Regions from separate parts of the Homo sapiens genome. Here region 2 is linked to region 1. A link is a contact called in ENCODE Hi-C or POLR2A ChIA-PET data. All regions are on one chromosome and are shown on one strand. Each heading gives the region's core, a stretch centred on a gene start or an enhancer-like site at or near the end of the contact. The rest is flanking DNA. Distances are from core to core; before and after follow the strand shown.

The links. Hi-C counts contacts between places; a loop is a spot of excess contacts on that map. ChIA-PET counts read pairs that join two places held with the same protein, here RNA polymerase II (POLR2A). Pooled maps may share reads with other maps.
Region 2: a loop to region 1 is called in a map with no recorded cell type, with 2.7 times the contacts of the local background. The contact joins two enhancer-like sites. A Hi-C loop is called at or near these places in 2 of 168 maps with a recorded cell type or tissue (breast epithelium and mammary epithelial cell), 3 of 37 single-sample maps with no recorded cell type and 2 of 50 pooled maps. POLR2A ChIA-PET finds 5 or more read pairs at or near these places in 5 of 52 experiments (BJ, CD4-positive, alpha-beta T cell, OCI-LY7 and 2 more).

Annotation. Positions count from the first base shown.
Region 1 is chr15:67,744,758-67,747,933 of GRCh38, reverse strand. All of the region lies in intron 17 of MAP2K5 (mitogen-activated protein kinase kinase 5), which reads right to left. Among named protein-coding and RNA genes, the nearest start is that of SKOR1, 79 kb to the left of the region's middle. Within about 2 kb of position 1,718, at least 2 of the 41 ENCODE cell types and tissues checked have a DNase peak (open chromatin) inside an H3K27ac peak, as active enhancers do.
Region 2 is chr15:67,782,653-67,785,828 of GRCh38, reverse strand. The region is part of intron 21 of MAP2K5 (mitogen-activated protein kinase kinase 5); the gene reads right to left. Among named protein-coding and RNA genes, the nearest start is that of SKOR1, 41 kb to the left of the region's middle. RefSeq lists an enhancer at 3,077-3,176. Within about 2 kb of position 1,533, at least 5 of the 41 ENCODE cell types and tissues checked have a DNase peak (open chromatin) inside an H3K27ac peak, as active enhancers do.

The DNA.
Region 1 (3,176 bases), core at 469-2,968:
TTATATTGCTAGATTGTGAACACTGGGCTTAATGTTGCAATCATTGCTAATGTTACGAAGCTCACTCTTTTTAAATTAAAAACCGATTTATTTAAAATTGAAATTAAATCATAGTCAGAAATTAGAATTTTGGATTCCTGCCAGTGTCTGCTCACAATCCCCTATTTTGTGAGGAAAACTTTAATTATGTAGTTGAAGTATTTGCACCTAACTTAGGAGTGGGGTAACAACTCCACCTTTTCCAAAGTTCCTTCTGCCTGTTTCCAGGGCAGCAATGCTCTCTGGGAAAATCAAATTCATGGAAGTTTCACACTGATTTTTAGGGAATAAATGCAGAGTCCAGTAAGAGCGCATTTCTGATCAACATTCTGAAGGCAGGCTGCTCACACATTTAACACTGATAAACTGCATTTCTTACAAAGCTACTAAAACGTGACATAAAAATTAATAAAACATCCACTTAGTCATTAAAGTACTAAACACTTCAGTGCCTCCCCATCCAGGAAAAATAAAGCTTACAGTTATTATAAACTCAATGAAAATGAAACTCCAGGTACTACATTTTCTAACAGAGAACTTTTCAGGAACCAAATACTGATGGGTCAACTGTTTTCTGAGATAACTGGGCTCCAACCAGCCGGTAAAATACAGGGAAACTAGTAATAATCCCTTATATGTTTTTAAAGGTGTTTTAAAAAATTCTTTCCCATATACAAACTCATTTGATCTGTACAACCACCCTGAGTTTGGCAGGGATGATCATCTTTATTCTATGATGGGAAAGCTGGGCCTATCAGAGGACAGTGTCCGGGCCTGAGGCCTCAGCGCCAGGGTGTGGTGGTGCTGGGGCTCCTCCAGAGCTCCTTTCCTTCCAGCATCTGTATTACACTTGCCTATGATCATAGAGTTATTTGAAAACAACTGTATTTGTATACATTTATACTTGGTATGGTATTGTTGATAAATTATCCATTTTGACATGTTGGTTCCTCTCACCTAGACTGTGAGTTTCTCAAGAGCTGCAGCTATGTTTATGCATTTCTTTTGCATCCATGTGGCTGATCAGCACACCCTTCTTCCTACTGCCTGAGTGTTTTAAAAAGTGTTTTCCCATATATTTGTCAAATGAACACGGCGCCCACTCATTGCTCTTATTGGCTTTTCATCACTTCCTCCCCAATCACTACTTTCAGAAACCTCTGTCCCAGGTTGACTGGCTTAGTCTATGTTGATAGTCCCTGCTTGATGTTGTCCTGAATTACTGCTTCTTCTGGTTTCTCCAGTCCATGAGTATTTCCAGACAAGATTCTGCAGGTAAAGATTTACATTACAAGGGAAGGCGGAGCTGTAACCACCACCCGGAAGTGGTTAAGAATTTCAGTAACAAGCCAAACTACCTTTAAAAAAATACTGAAAAGCCTGGATAACCTCTCCTATGACATGAGATATCTATGGAGTTTGCTTTTATTTTTTTTTCAAGCACACACTGATACTCCCCCCACCCCTACATTCCTAGTAAGATATATCTGCTTCAACAACGGAGTTATTTGTAATGAATAAAGAATCAGAAATCCATTTCTGACATCAAAGAGAATGTGTTTCACAAATTTCCAAGAGTCAGGGGGATGACAACATTCTCTGAGGAGAACATGCAGCAAACATTCTAAGTGAGAGGTTTTGAAATGAATTCAGAAATGGATTATGAAACACTGTCCCCAGAAACATATGAGTTGTGTGAATCAGATTAACTGAGGGGAGGAAACTTCCTCATGAACTGAGGTCTTAAAGTCTCTAGTTTGCCCTATTTTGCAGGTTAAAAGCTTAGTCTAAGTCAACTTAAAACTGTACTATTTATGCTTGCTCTTCATTAAAAGAAAGAGAAAAACAGCAATATCAAAGTCTTTTTTTATAATCTTATAACTATACTGTTTTGCCCAGGTTTTTAAAGAGAGACGTTATCAGGTTTTATTATACAGTTTTGATAGCAACATATTATATGAAATCATCTTCATAAATTTTGTATTAAGGTAACAGTGCCAGTACCTGAAATTGATTCAAAATGCTTAAGATACTCAATTACTTTTTAACAGTTACACAATGCAGTGACTTATATCTTCTATTTCACAAGAATTTGATGATGCAACATCATTGTAATTGATTCATTTTCTCAATTAAATAAAGCTACTGTGCTTTTCTTTATATGAATGCCACATAGACCATAGAGTTAGATGTATTATCTCCTTTTTCTGTCTCAGATATATTGCCATAAAGGCTGTATTATGTTCCTCTGTTAATTCCACCAGAAAATTTAATGCCACAGTCATATTTTTAAAATTCTGAACTGCCATGTACTCGGCTGTATTTATATTAGGCATATTTTTCACTGCTAAACTCTTTGTTGTTTACCTTTTTCAAGATCACATTACTGTATAGGCACAGCAACCATAAAACAGATCCAAACAGTCAACCTCCAGTCATTGCCTCTGCTTTTGCACACAGTTCATGAAAAAGTGAAGCCCCTAGTTTATAGCACATTAAAAGTGGAACCAAGGGTCCTCAATATAAAATGTTGGCTTTGTGAATGCCTATCTTTATTCTGGGTCTGCCTTCCAAATGCTTAGCTGTGAGAGCAGAGTTCAGAGGAACGCAATAATATTGTTAGGGCTGATGTACTGCCTGCACCTCACAACATATGAAATGCTGTTTATAACTAACTTGTCCAAGCCCTCATTCCTGCTTATACATTTTGCGTGTGTTGAGTGTTTTCTATGTCTAACTAGTACTTTGGGACAATGAGAGAACAGTAATTGTTCCAGTCACACACTTTGTTAATCAGTCTCTAGAACTAGTTGCATTTTGATAGATGAACCTCTTCCCTTTTCTGGGCATAGATTTTTTTTTTTCTTTCATTAGCTGTTAGATTCAAGATTTAAAACCACACTAACAGGGGATAGTTACGTCTCATTCTGATGTAAGGCAGACTCTTATGTGTTTAAATGGGGAAGAATGACTTCATAGAAGGCAGCCACAAGTACCAGTTAGGTCTTGGTATTATTATAGTAACATTTATCATATATTTCCTTACAAGGACCATCATTAGCAATTAGAAAATTCTTATAACATGACTTATGACTGTGAAAAATGATGCTAGAAAGGAAATTGCCAATGTAGAAGTT
Region 2 (3,176 bases), core at 284-2,783, 38 kb before region 1:
GGCTCACATTCACACGATAGACTGATTTGCAAGCTTTGAAAGACCATCCTTAGCCTCTCCAGGCTTTACGCACAACACATCCTGCCAGTTGTCAGATCACAAACCCTTCTACCTTTCCCCTCCTTCCATCAAGGTCATAGGATGAGCGAGGTCATGGCTCCATGCCAGGTCCCCTGCTGCCTCCACACCTCCAGCACCTGTGTTGGTGTGGACATCTGTGGGTTGTCTTCTCCTTGCTGTTTCCCCTCTCCCTTCAAGATGGACCCCGATTGTTTGGCTTCCTGTTTGTGTGACCTGACTACTTTGTTTGCATGTATGATGGATTTGTGTTTGCTGGATTAGTGTCTGATAGCCCTCTGTATTCCCTACAGCTGTGCCACTCAAGTAGTCGTCCTGTGAACTGCTTGCTGCTGGCCTGCAATGATACAAGTAGCCATGCTGCAATGTGAACCGCAAACAGCTTTCTTCGCTCACAACGTTTTGCTCCAAAAAGCTGAACTGAACTAAACAGAATGCTTTCAGACAGGCTTGATTTATATCCTGGCACAAATTCCTTATCTTCCTGTGTTTAAGAAACAGTTCGGGGCCGGGCACGGTGGCTCACACCTGTAATCCCAGCACTCTGAGAGGCCCAGGCAGGCGGATCACTTGAGGTCAGGAGTTTGAGACCAGCCTGGGCAACATGGGGAAACCCCGTCTCTACTGAAAATACAAAAATTAGCCATAGTGTTGTTCATGTGTAGTCTCAGCTACTCAAGGAAGGGCGGGTGCTGAGGTAGGAGGATCACCTGAGCCTGGGAGATTGAGGCTGCACTGAGCCAAGATCGTGTCACTGCACTCCAGCCTAGGTGACACAGTAAGACCCTGTCTCAGGGAAAAAACAACAAACAGTTCAGATACTACCACTGGTGCACAGCCCATACTCCGAGTTCAGCTAAACACGAATGTGCTCAGTAAAAAGTTTGTTGAGTTAAAGGTAATTTCTCCCAAACTTGAGGAACATCATCTCTTGGAAGTTGCCCATTTCTATACCCATGATGGCAGAAGTGGAAAGGCAGAAAGGTTTGTGACCAGACAGCTGTCAGGACACACTCTGCCCTCAGTTTTTGCCAAAACCAAAGAAACAATGATTACATAAATTCTCACAGCTTCCCCTCAGATAACCAACTAACAGACCAGGTGCAAACTGTTGGTAATTACTTCCTCTTTTGTGTTTTGTCTCTACTGAGGCTCAGGCTTCAACCAGGCCACCCTGCCACCTGGGGATGGGTGGAGAGTGTGTGCAGCCATCTGCTCTCTGCCTCGACCACGGCCCTGCAGATGCAGCCTGTGGCATCAAGGTGGAAGGGACCATAGGGAGGGAGTTGAGCAAAGCATCCTACAGGGGCATTGGCTTCACAAGCACACTCTGCTGAAATCCTACAAGTTTGTTTGTGTGGTCCTGTATTTGTATTTAGCTTTATTTTTCTAACTGCAAGAAATAGTTTGACTTAGCGGAAATTCTCTAAACCACAATAACAATCCTCTGCCTACTATGCAACAACGGGTGTAGCTTTGATGTTGTGCAGTAGGACAGTCCTGTGTTTTTCCTGGCTGTGTGACTCTAGGCAAGGAAATTAACCTCTCTGAGACCCAGTTTATGCATCAGTAAAATGGGAATAAGAATAATCCTTATAGTGTTCATGTGAAGGTCAAATGAGATAACTTAGATGAAAGAATGCTCTAACTTAAGTGTTTAAAATGTTTTATGTTTAGATCCATTTCTCTCTATATAATAAATCAATTTTTTAAAGATTATAAAACAGGATCCTTTCTGGATTCATCTTCAGCCCCAAGTTAGGTGCAATTGTTACTTCAATCTCTTCAAGTTTGTTTAGAGAAAATAAATTGTAGTATGAATACTGGCTAGTGTGGCTATTAGAGGCTCTGGTACTTTTACTTATGATATAAGCTGCCTTTCACATCTGTGTGCAGAAAAGTAATATACTCACATAAATACCCAAATGTCCGTGGGTCCCAGCTCACCTGTCACTCCATTCTCAAAGCCTCCCCAGATACCCCTAGCAGAAATTCATTTCACTTGTTAAATTCATATCATTTAAATTCAATGACCATATATTTGAGCATTCTACTCAGGCTGGAGACTGGGCTAGATGCTAAGGATACAAAGATAAGACATGATCTCTTCCTCGAGGGGTTGTGGTCTCTTTTATTGACTGTTACCACAAGTTACTGCCACAAAGCGTGACGAGTGCACTAACAGAAGTATTAGCCAGGGTGAAGGGTGACAGGCAAAAGGAAGTCCTCAACCCAACTGAAGCACGCTTAGCAAAGCTTCACAGAGGTTGTGCCAGTTGGGTTTCGGAGGTGGAGAAGTTCACCATCTGGCGGTGAGAAAACAGCACAAGCAAAGACATGACTGTGTGAGGATGCCTCACGCATCTGGGGACTGCCAGAAGTTTGGAGCACAGGACTCCACAGGAGTGGCCTGAGGTGAAGGGGTAGGTGAGGGTGGGAGGAGAAGGTGAGCGGGGGTCTCTGGCAATTCTCACATTCTATCCTGTGCTTGGCTGTGTCTACCCTCACCTTCCTCACTGGACTGTGAGCTGGCTGGGGGGTCAGGACTTGGGGCTGACATGCTGCCTCCTCGGTGTCAGGCAGGATGCTGGGCACAGAGCAGATGCTAAGACATAAAAATGGCGAGTGCAGACTGAAATGCACATCTGTGATTCCCACATCGGCTTCTCTCCATGTCTCACAACAGTAGAAAAGGCTTCTGCAATACAAATCTGCACCAGACGTGCAGTGGGTTATAATTCAGCCAGTCCCCTAAAAGCCATCCTTACACCTTCCTTCGGTGCTTAACCCACTTTCCAGATGATGCAGCACTGCTGCCTGCACAGGAGAGCTGAAAAGGGGGCCGTTTCTGAAGGCAGGAAGGAGACAGCGCCCAGCCGAAGCTCTGCTGACCTCCCTGACGGGAGGAAAGCTTGTTTTGGAGAAGGGACTTTCCAGTCCAGAGCTGGTGCCACAGGCCCTGCATAAACCAGCATTCCAGGGTTGCCGATCTGCCTTCCCCAGAGTTAGAGCGAGAGTATTCCAGAGGCAAAGCTGTGGCTTAAAAAAAAAGTCATGTTTAATTTAAAAATTAGAAACTGGAGCAGGCTGTGAGCACA